Regions from separate parts of the Mus musculus genome. Here region 1 is linked to region 2. The links are chromatin loops, found by intact Hi-C in ENCODE. Cell type or tissue: left cerebral cortex. All regions are shown on one strand. Each heading gives the region's core, and the rest is flanking DNA. Links, peaks and the distances in the headings are about the cores only. Region 1 has its middle 120 kb from the start of Zswim2. Region 2 holds the start of Calcrl (calcitonin receptor-like).

Evidence for each region. A loop is a pair of places that touch in the nucleus more often than their neighbours do. Peaks named below come from ENCODE experiments on the same cell type or tissue, not always from the same donor. Only the 100,000 strongest peaks of a DNase experiment are listed, where the experiment ranks them.
Region 1: it touches region 2 in a loop (4-fold over the local background); 11 of 42 quality-filtered maps call a loop at or near these places.

The regions. Positions count from the first base shown.
Region 1 is chr2:84,062,278-84,067,669 of GRCm38, forward strand. No RefSeq gene overlaps it. Among named protein-coding and RNA genes, the nearest start is that of Zswim2, 120 kb to the left of the region's middle. In left cerebral cortex, for the core only: a CTCF peak has its summit at 2,945; a DNase peak (open chromatin) is centred at 2,993.
Region 2 is chr2:84,422,192-84,427,583 of GRCm38, forward strand. It overlaps Calcrl (calcitonin receptor-like), which reads right to left and starts at 3,075. Exons shown (of 16, transcript NM_018782.2): 1 at 2,879-3,075. In left cerebral cortex, for the core only: no CTCF peak of the experiment used is centred there; a DNase peak (open chromatin) is centred at 3,132; H3K4me3 peaks cover 1,949 bases; H3K27ac peaks cover 863 bases.

The DNA.
Region 1 (5,392 bases), core at 275-5,274, 360 kb before region 2:
TGGTTTTAGTGTCTCTGGTACCCTATTTTTGACCAATAATTTCGAGGAAGATGCTTTAGGATAAAAAAAATCCAACCAACCAACCAACTAACCAACAAACAAACACTTTCCAACGACCTCAAACATGCAATAAGTATTTGTACCCAGCTATGATGTGGATTATGAACACAAAGCTTTTTCTACAGCACAGCATTCATTCTTATTGTTTTAGGGATGAACTTTGAGACATAAAGTTGAATTACACAGCAAAATGAAAACTACATTTTAAATTTTTTTTTAATTTATTTTTTTTAATTAGGTATTTTCTTCATTTACATTTCAAATGCTATCCAAAATTCCCCCACACACCCCCCCCACTCCCCTACCCACCCACTCCCACTTCTTGGCTCTGGCCTTCCCCCATACTGAGGCATATAAAGTTTGCAAGACCAAGGGGCCTCTTTTCCCAATGATGGCCGACTAGGCCATCTTCTGATACATATGCAGCTAGAGACACGAGCTCTGGGGGTTCTGGTTAATTCATAGTGTTGTTCCACCTATAGGGTTGCAGACACCTTCAGCTCCTTGGGTACTTTCTCTAGCTCCTCCATTGGGGGCCCTGTGTTCCATCCAATAGCTGACTGTGAGCATCCACTTCTGTGTTTGCCAGGTCTGGCATATCCTCACAAGAGACAGCTATATCAGGGTCCTTTCAGCAAAATTTTGCTGGTGTATGCAATGGTGTCAGCGTTTGGAGGCTGATTATGGGATGGATCCCCGGGTATCGCAGTCTCTAGATGGTCCATCCTTTCATCTCAGCTCCAAACTTTGTCTCTGTAACTCCTTCCATGGGTGTTTTGTTCCCAGTTCTAAGAAGGGGCAAAGTGTCCATACTTTGGTCTTCGTTCTTCTTGAGTTTCATGTGTGAAAACTGCATTTTCAATATCACGTTCATGTTGTGGCCAGACGCCTCTTGTCCTTGGTTTCCCTGATGAAAGTCTTTGTATGACTTAGTGAAATTCCAGAATCATCAGTTAAGCTAGAGGACCTTCAGAGAGGTTCTAGGCAGATTCTGTTATGAATATAGAGATAACAAAGTACGTTTCTAATGGCCAGGTAAATTCACATCCATGATTCTTTCTCATTCGGACTGGGTATGGTGTATTTCCATGCCTTGGAAGGTAACATGTGAAAGTCATGGGAAATGAATTATTTTCTATAATTCCTCAGAATTTTATGAATAAGTTATGGACTCAACAAGTGACTTCATTACTCATCAGCAATTAAAGATAAAACAGCATTGAAAATCAGTCTCTTTCAGAATAACAAAACCATGCCATCTGAATTTTAAAAGAGTTTACATATTTTTCTGTGCTGAGTTCTGTATATATGTTTATGAGTACGCTTGAATGTTTGTGTGTGTGGGTAAATGAGAAAGGATAAGAATGTTTGGTGGTTAATGGTCTTAGTAGTAGAATGAATGTGCAAAAGAAAGGCAATTCTTCCTTTATCATGTGTTAATTAGTCATTTCCAATTATGTGACTATTGAACTTTGAATATGATTAAATGGCCAGAGGCAGATAGGGAATTGGCAATATGATAATGTATGCGATATACAGGTCGCATCTTTTGAATCAATAAGTTGCTTCCCCTGGTTAATGGAAGACAATGGGTCTATAAAAAACTGTGAAAATTACAAAGCTCTTTTGTGTGTGTGTTAAATTGTGTCCTTGATGTCATTTCTGAGACCTCTCACCTCTTGACTAATATGAAATTGTTCTAGGTCAATGATTACATTATTACTGGAAGAAATTGGATTATTTTGTGGCCATAGAGAATTCAGATAAAGAGCATAAAATTCAAGCAAAAGCAATTGAAAAATGTCACATAAGAAATTTGGAGACCTCCTATATTTATGCATAAATATAGTTGCTTCAACTACTCAATTTATTCTAAATAAAAACTTGAATGCCAAGTGCTGAGATATGTATGCCAATTCTTTTCACAGTGGAAGAAGAAAGGACTTGCATCTGTATAAAGATAATGTTAAATGATGATTTCATTTTCCACTTCTTGGTTAGGGAGAGTAAGTATGTCATTACCTTATCAGTATTGCTTTCTCTCTGCCTCTCCTTCATTTTATTTTTCTCCATCTGGATTATTTATTTTTAAGATATCCCATGCGTATTTGTTGTTGCTATGGGCAAACACAGGAAGAGAAGTATTTATTGAGTGGGTGGTTTGAGGAGATACAGTCTCCGTGGTGGAGAAGGCCTGGTAGTAGCAGGTGACCCATGATGGCAGGACTGTGCTGGACTTCCCCAACTGCTCTCAGCTCAGTGAACACTTAGTAGAGAGGAAACAGGAAGCAGAGGAGCTGGCCTATCAATCTCAAGGTCTGCTCCACAGGGCCCCCCCCCCTTTTTTTTTCTAGCCAGGTTCTACCTGCTGAAGGCTCACATCTTCCTGAAACATCACCACCAGCCAAGGACCAAAGTGCTCACACACATGAGCCCACGGGCAACATCTCACACCCAAACTGTAATAATGTCCTTTACTTTTTAATTGCCTTTTTCTTACTCTGAGTTAAGTTTCAAGGGCAGAGACCTTTGATTTATTAATTGACCCAGTCCGAATATTTTGGTGTGTCCAAACTCTTCCTTTCTGGGTGAAGAAAGGTGCCTTACAGAGGAATTTGCGAGATTAAAAACAAAAAACAAGAGACAAAAAACAAAACAAAACACCAAAAAAACTTCCTTGTCTCTGTCTTCTTCTATAAGTATCTGCTTATGATTTCAAATTTAAGCTTAAAAGGCTTATAATTGTTATGATTGATAAGAGGGCAGGGATGTGTAATGTTGATTTTGGTTTTTGTAACGTAGTCTTCATTCCTTGATCACAGACTATTTTATTCTGTTAGAAAACAAAACAAACGAACAAATCTCAGTTCTCTTCTTACTTCAAACACTAGATGTCTCTCTAGGGATGTTCAGAGTCCCTGGATTCCACAGCAAGGAGACATTCATTTAGGCATGCCACCTCTCAGAAGACAGAAGACAGCCACGGGTTCTGCACCTTGATCCTGTCTAGTGTCGTGTGGTTGAAACAGGCATGCCTCTTTTCTACAGATAGACGTTCGTACAACAGTAGAGAACATGTAGAGCAGTATGACACATATCCGTTCAATCTGTCCACAAAGCAAGCTTATAGACCATGCAGCGTTTTTATCTTTATAGTTTGAGAAATGAGGCCCAGCAATATTGTAGATCAGTTGGAAACCTGACTTAACAACTCATAGAGGATCTGAAAGTCACTCACTTATTTTCTCCTTCTTTCTCTTCCCTAGGGGTTGGAGAGGATGCTAAGAACATGTACCCAAACAGCAGAAGACCCCAGTTTGGTTTCCAGCACCCACATTGGGCAGCTCAAAACCACCTAAAATCCAGCTCCAACACCCTCTTCTGGCATCAGTGGGTACCTGAACTCAGGTACACATCCCTTACTCTTCCATATATACACATACTTAAAAACTAAAATCTTAAAATAAAGGCTAGAAGAACCTGAGGAGGAGAAAGACCCCATAGGAAGACCAACAGTCTCAACTAACCCAGACTCCTGAGATCTCTCAGACACTGAGGCTCCAACCAGGAAGCATACACTAGCTGATATGAGGCTCATGACACATGACACATATACAGCAGAGGACTGCCTGGTCTGGCCTCCGTGATGCACCTAACCCTTGAGAGACTTGAGGCCTCTGGGAGTAGGGAGGCCTGGCTGGGAGGGGACATCCTCTTAGAGACGGGAGAGGAGGAATGGGATGAGGAACTGTCAGAGGGCAGACTGGTATGGGTGTTAGGTCTGGACTGTAAAAAAAAATTTGTTGTTAAAAAGATGACATTCTCTTCCATGCATAGTAAAAGTTTAGTGTTCATTTGTTACACTTAACCATGTTAACGAAACCTTTCTAATACTACAATCATTTTCATTTAATACTTCTAAATTAGTGTATATGCTCAAGTAACATGGAAGTCTGAGGCTACCCCTCCCTTTGGTCTGAACCTTGGATAACCCTGGCTTGTGATTAGCTTTGAGGAGGTATACGTGTGAGCCTACATTCCTCTGTGGACTTTATTTGCTGCCAGAAGAAACATTTAATTTCCTGATGGGAGAAACTTATCTTTAAAGGAAGAGTCCCATTCTTTCTATTGTTACTTGAGGTTCCCTAAATGGTTTCAGTTTTAATGTAGTACAAACAAGGACTCCCTTAGATTATGGTTAAATAAATATATATAGGAAATGTTCCTTCTTACGAGTTTGTGTATTTTATGTGATAATGGACCAGTCTTGTTTTGATATGTTAGTAACACCCATGAACAATTTTGCTGCTATGTCCTAGCAAAGATATTGGTGTCTTGCTTTTTCCTGAAGTACATACCAAAGTCTAGGAAAATGCAAAATTAACTATCTTTTGAGCGGGAATTCTATATAATTTATAATTAGAAAAACTAAACTATTTCAAATTCTAAATTTACATTATAAAAATGATTATCTTCAGCTACTTAGAAGTTTTTATTTAAAACACTCATACTTACCTTCTTTTTCTACCTTATCTCCCTTATAGCTTAAAGGAAACCAAATTGCGGAAGTGTTCATGGTTTCACTGATCTTTCTCTCTTAGTGATTTGTCCTATCATTGTCATATCGGGTCCATCTTGAAAGATAAAAACGTTGGCCAAGTTTAGCTGAAAGGAAGTCATCACTGACTCACAGAAGAATCATGGTTTGGATAGCTCCAATTTGCTTTAGAGATTTTTTTTTTTTTTTTTTTTTTTTTTTTTTTTTTTGCCTACCTTTTCCTGACTTCAAGAAGGAAGAATTTCTTATATTTCTTATACATGGAGAAATGTGTGCAGATAAATTGAGTCTTGCTCTGTGAATTATACATCCCATGATCATCTTCCTTCCCTTCTTCTAGCCCTCCTTACTCAGTGGCTTAAGAGGGGTGTGCTAGTGTTTTGGTTTCATAGGAACTGAGCTTAGTAATCTTTTCAGAGCTGAACAATAGTGGCTGGAAAGTAAGAATGGTGAGATTTAGAACCCGTCAGCCGTGAGGTTCAGAATCTACTTGCCATGCTCAAGAACAATGGACATCTTGTTAGAGATGAAAAGTGAAAATATACTCAGAATACTTTAAGACTGGAAATACTAATTAGGGTTATTACGCAGAACATTATTGAAAGAAACATTAAATGATGCATTTTCTTTTTTATTTATTTATTTTTATTTTTTAATTAGGTATTTATTTCATTTACATTTTCAATGCTATCCCAAAAGTCTCCCACACACTCCCCCACCCACCCACTCCCACTTCTTGGCCCTGGCGTTCCCCTGTACTGAGGCATATAAAGT
Region 2 (5,392 bases), core at 189-5,188:
TCTCCAGTTACCTAAAAATTAAAATGGGCAAACTACGGGTACTTGGAGTTTGTGCAGCTGCCATTAAAGAAAGATTTTAGGCAGGAAGAGAATTTCCATGACAACAAATGGAAATGTTTCATAGGAAATGACTGGAAAACCTAGCTAGGATGCAGATCTTATTTGTAATTTCACAAAGTTTTATCTCTACACAATTGCATCAGAACACTTTACATATTAAATGAGAGTTTTAAATAATTTAATACTGTAGTACATTTCTTTGGTTAAAAAAAATTACATTCAAGAAAAAAAAAGGTGTGTTTAGTGTTCATCCAAAGACTGGACTCCAAAACTGCACCTGGAGAAATACTTGTTCTCGCATCAGTTGGGTACCAGTTACTTATCATCAGTGGTGAGTTCTAAAATTCAGAATAAGTCAGAGTGAAGCTGTACTGCGGTCTTGACCTCCTGTCTTCCATTAACACTATTGTAAGACGTCATTTACGTTAATGCTTTAAAAGTTTTTCTAGATCCCAAACAAAGACAAGAACTTAGGTTCTTGGACTATATTTGAATTCTGAAAAGGTGGCAGCACTGTACCTCTGAAAGCAGAATTAACTTGATTCATTCAAAGTTGTACATAAACCATGAAATGCATTTTTGGTTTAGTGAATTTGTTTCTGATACTCTAAAGGGGATTGTCTTAATTTATCTACAAAATTTCAAAACAATTCTGAATAAATAGTTACTATCAAAATGTAAGCAGAGATAAAACTGATAACATGTTATTATTGTACTGGCTCCAAATAGCCATCTAAATATATCGAGTTACAAATAGAACATTTTAGGTAAGACGTATTTCGGATCACGTGGGTCATGACTATTGTGAAGTCTGTGTTTTTAATTGATGTATTTAGAACTTGCCTAAGACTATACCCATTGATTTTTTTTGAAGCTACAAGGAAATATTGCTAGTTAGTTAAACTGATGTTGCAGATAAAAACATGGTTTGATTCTCAGACATTGTTTACTCATTTTAAAAGCCACACGTACTCTAGAAGGATACAAATTCCTATTTTAATGTTCTTGTTATTAACTCAGATAATTTCTTTGCCTAATGACCATCAATATTCATTGCCTGGCATTTTTCTGCTATAACTTTTGGTAATTAGGATTGTTTTAAATGATGCTACAAATATAGGTGAGAATATTAAAATAAATCATACAAGATGGTTATATGCTTTGAAACATTAATTCAATAAAAATCAGAAGAGTTTGTGGAGGTACTAATTTACAATAGTTTATTAATATAATACTTAATTTCAGAAAATCATCTGGCTTAGAATAATGCTTTTCAACTTCTGTTCCTATGAATGACACTGGGTTATTTAATGTGCTGATTTCGCTTCTTTCTCCAGTTATTTAATGACTATTTGTAACAAGTCCTATCTTAAACTCACCTTGTCTGTTTTTATACATCAGGGAACTCGGTAGTATAAATAAAAATAAAATAAAAACATAAATCAGCCGCAAAGCTTTTAAAAATTACAAGTGTACAAATTAATGTTTCAATTACATTGAAAAACATGTGGAAACTGAGCCAAAAATCACTGAGGAGTTACTCAGGATGAGTTTGTAATATTTTGTTTATTTGCCAGACTACTAGAAATTGAGCTCAGAATGCTAGCATTGAAAGGCATCTTGCAGCTTATATTTCACTTAAGTAAGAAAACGTAGAATTTAATAAATTATGCTAATAAGCACAATTTTAATCCAAAACTGATATCTCCCATTCCTTAGCAATAACCTGTGATGCCGCTCTGACAGCCACTTGTTAAGTAGGCACTAGCTCCTTAGATTCTCAGGACAGTCTGTACTGTGGCAAGAGAGACCTGCAGCTGCTTCATCTCAGCATCATAGCTGAAAATCTAATTTAATTCCTCTGCTTAATGAGCTAATCCACTTGCTTATCGTGCCTCTGTTTATGTATTTATGGAGACTCCTTTCACACTCTTCCCCCACAAGTTTCCAGTATAATTGAAGTAACACAACTCTAAGCTTAAGAGTTTAAAAACCATGAAGTAATGTAGAAATCACTACATTTTCTTAACCCTGGGCAGTTGTGGGGTTTATGGTTGGTTGGTTGTTGGTTGGGTTTTTTGTTTGTTTGTTTGTTTGTTTTGTCTTGTTTTTGTTTTCCCCTTACCTTATTTGTAAGACACCCATGATCTTAATACAGTGGAGACAATTCATGAACACCCCCCCCAAAAGAAAAAAACCCAATACAAACAACAACAAAAACAAAGGAAAACCAAAAATGGGGTATTTACACAAATCTAGCAACAAAGAACAATGAAAATTCCATTGGTTCCCTAGTTAGAGGTGTAAATGTCAAAAGAAGCGGAAAGCAAACAGAAGTCCAAGCCGGTGGCTTTTCTTCTTAATCCAACTTTGTGTTCAGCCACACAGGAAGACTCTGGAACCCCATAGTCTTCTGCCATCCCTTCCTTAGAATACTGATTATGTGGAAAATTTAAAGACCCTTCCTGGGGTGCAAATGTTTTCCAGCTGTCAGGACTTGAGCTGGTAGTACAACTAACTTTAAAAAGGCATTGTTTCCTGATTAAGGTATTTGTTCAGAAACTTGCCTTATAGCCCGCTCACATCGTTAATAATTGGTAAATTTATTTTCTAAAGTATCACTGTAAATACTCTTATGCACTAGTAGTACATTTTGTATGCATTCTGGAGTAAGACTCTCTAGTATCCCTTTGTAGACTAAATGAAGCGGTTTCAACATTATTTCAATGCCACTTACTAAATTCTTGTTAGAAACATTGTCATAATACTTAAGAATAGTGCTGAGAATACATACGTTTATTTTGAATAATACACTTACCTGGCACAGCTCCTAAGGAAATTCTGTGGGAATAGTCTCAGGAGGGAGTTTGATTTTCTGAGATACTGCACAAGAGTTTCCCGGAGGCGAGGTGTGGAAAGCTTTGCAATGTGGTCCTGCAGGCAGCGTGAGGTCCAGGCAACAGAGCCCGCCGGTCCTAAGGCAGAAGTGCACGCTGCGAAGAGAGGGCTTGTTCTGAGTAGATGGGGAGTGTTGTCAGATTGTAAGCGATCAGCAGCAGAAGGGAAACATCACAGCTTCCTGTTACATCACCCCGCCCCGCCTGCACTTAGTGTTAGGTTACTTTCTTTCTCAAATAGCTTACCCCAGGAAAGGAGCAGCAACTCCCTTCTCACTCTGACAAGAGCAAGAAGCAGCCTGAACAGACAGAGATCCTTTGCTGTATGAACACATTGTTACCAGCAAAAGCTGGCTGCCTTTCACCTAGACTGAGTTCTGTTAGAACTTGCTGCCTGGGATTTGAAGGCGATCTTGGTGTAAAAGAATCAAAGGAGTTAGGAGTGTGGGTGTGTGTCGAATTAAGGTTCACAGAACAACCAGGAACAATTTATCAGTCACATCTTTTTTTCTTAAATGTGCATGGAATTTTGAGCATCAGAATTACTAATTCGGACTCAATTTTGAGCACTAATATCTGATGCAACTCCACAACCAGTTTTGCATGAGAAGATGAACAGGCTTCGGGCTGTCCTTTCTAGGAGTTCCTGAGTTGTATGTCCTGTAAAGCCAGACTGTGTATAGAGTATGAAATCATTGTACATACTTTTAAATATCTGACATAATTATATCATTTTATATAATCTAAACATTATACTAGTTGTACCTCAAAATAACCTTCAAGGAAAGGTGGCTTTAGTTTAACATGATACTATGAAATAATTTCATACAATAAATGAACTTCAATTTAAAAAAAAGTTTTCCCTCTAAACATAATTATATCATAAAGTAAGAAATCATTGCGTATGATCAGGAAAAAAAGCCTATAAACCTGAAATATACTTGTTAGTTTTATATAATATGATAAATTATGAGATTTGGCAATAATCATAACTCCTGAAGCCAGACAGCACTAAAAGTCACATGATCTTTGCATCAAATGTCTCACGTATAAACTGGAAAGGATGGATAAAATAATATAATTTGTCTGTTTAAACTTTGAATCAACATATTTTATAACATTTAGAAAATGGCAAGTTCTAACTAGCTACTACAATCTTGCTGCTTCACCTTGGAGGAACAGACGAATAGCGAAGCTACTACAACCAAGTAGCAGATGAGGAGCTCAAAGTCCTAGCAGATGAGGAACCGCACTAAAGACACAGGGTGCAGAATCTCTGGATATCGTGTTCCTGAAAGACACCGCCATTTTTAAATGTTTCCTATCTTGATCCATGGAGGAGATTTATTGCAGAATCTTTAATTCTGTATATGGATATAGAATAGGATGCATCCGTTTAGAAATATGGGACATAATTGACCATCTCCATCACTGAAAATGGAAAGTCTGTGTAAGAAGCTGAACTACACAATGTAGTTTTAAGAGACGGCGATAAACTGGGAAGTTACTTTGTGGACACTTTAGTTTTGCTTTCTATAGGGAACTGTTGAATTATATTTTCCTGTGCTGTTTCCTTCAGCTCATGGGGTGAAAAGTCAGCATTATAAATCACTACTGCCTCCTAAAATAATAACTCATTAATCAGAAAAACAGTAAAACACATTCTTGGGTGAAACCACAGAGTTCTGATGTGGAGTCGCATGTTGCACAGGGGCTCAGGAGGAAAGCAGTAGAGAGTAATCATGTCCCCTTGCAGATGTTTATACTCACTGGGACAATACTGACAGAACTTTTAAGTATGATGTTTACAGCTTAAAGTTCAGGCAAAACAAATACTAGATTTTAACTTCTAAATGATCATCATATATGCTCCTGTATCCATTTCTAAGAATATCTGACCTCTGAGACACAGACTGGTGTATACAAAGCTACATACATTTCCAGTAAGTATTAAAGCATTAACATGTTTTTGATTCACTCATTGGATTTGTTCAAACACAGCAGAGTCTTAGTAAGTAAAGGGGTTCGTTCTTTTAGATGATGCCTGAAAGATCACAAGCCGGCAATCATTCTCCTGTATAATAGATATACATGGTGCTGTTGTAAATGGGAAATTTAATACAACCTGTAGTGTTTAGTATAAATTATTGGTTGTGTATGTAGGTTTATGGCTGTGGTGCATGAAGAGTCTGGATAATTCTTGTTAGTATCATACATGTGTCTTTCATAGAAAGAAAAGTAAACATACTTCCCAATAATAAGGTCATTAAAAGTTACCACGTTATGAACATGAAAAAAATATGAATACATGCTATAAGGACTTTGGGGAAGCTGGACTGTGCTGAGACATGTAGAAACAAGTGAAAAGATTGAAGAAACTTCTCAAGTGTGTGCTTTAGTATGACACAAATGTTTGGATAGCTATGGTAAAGCTA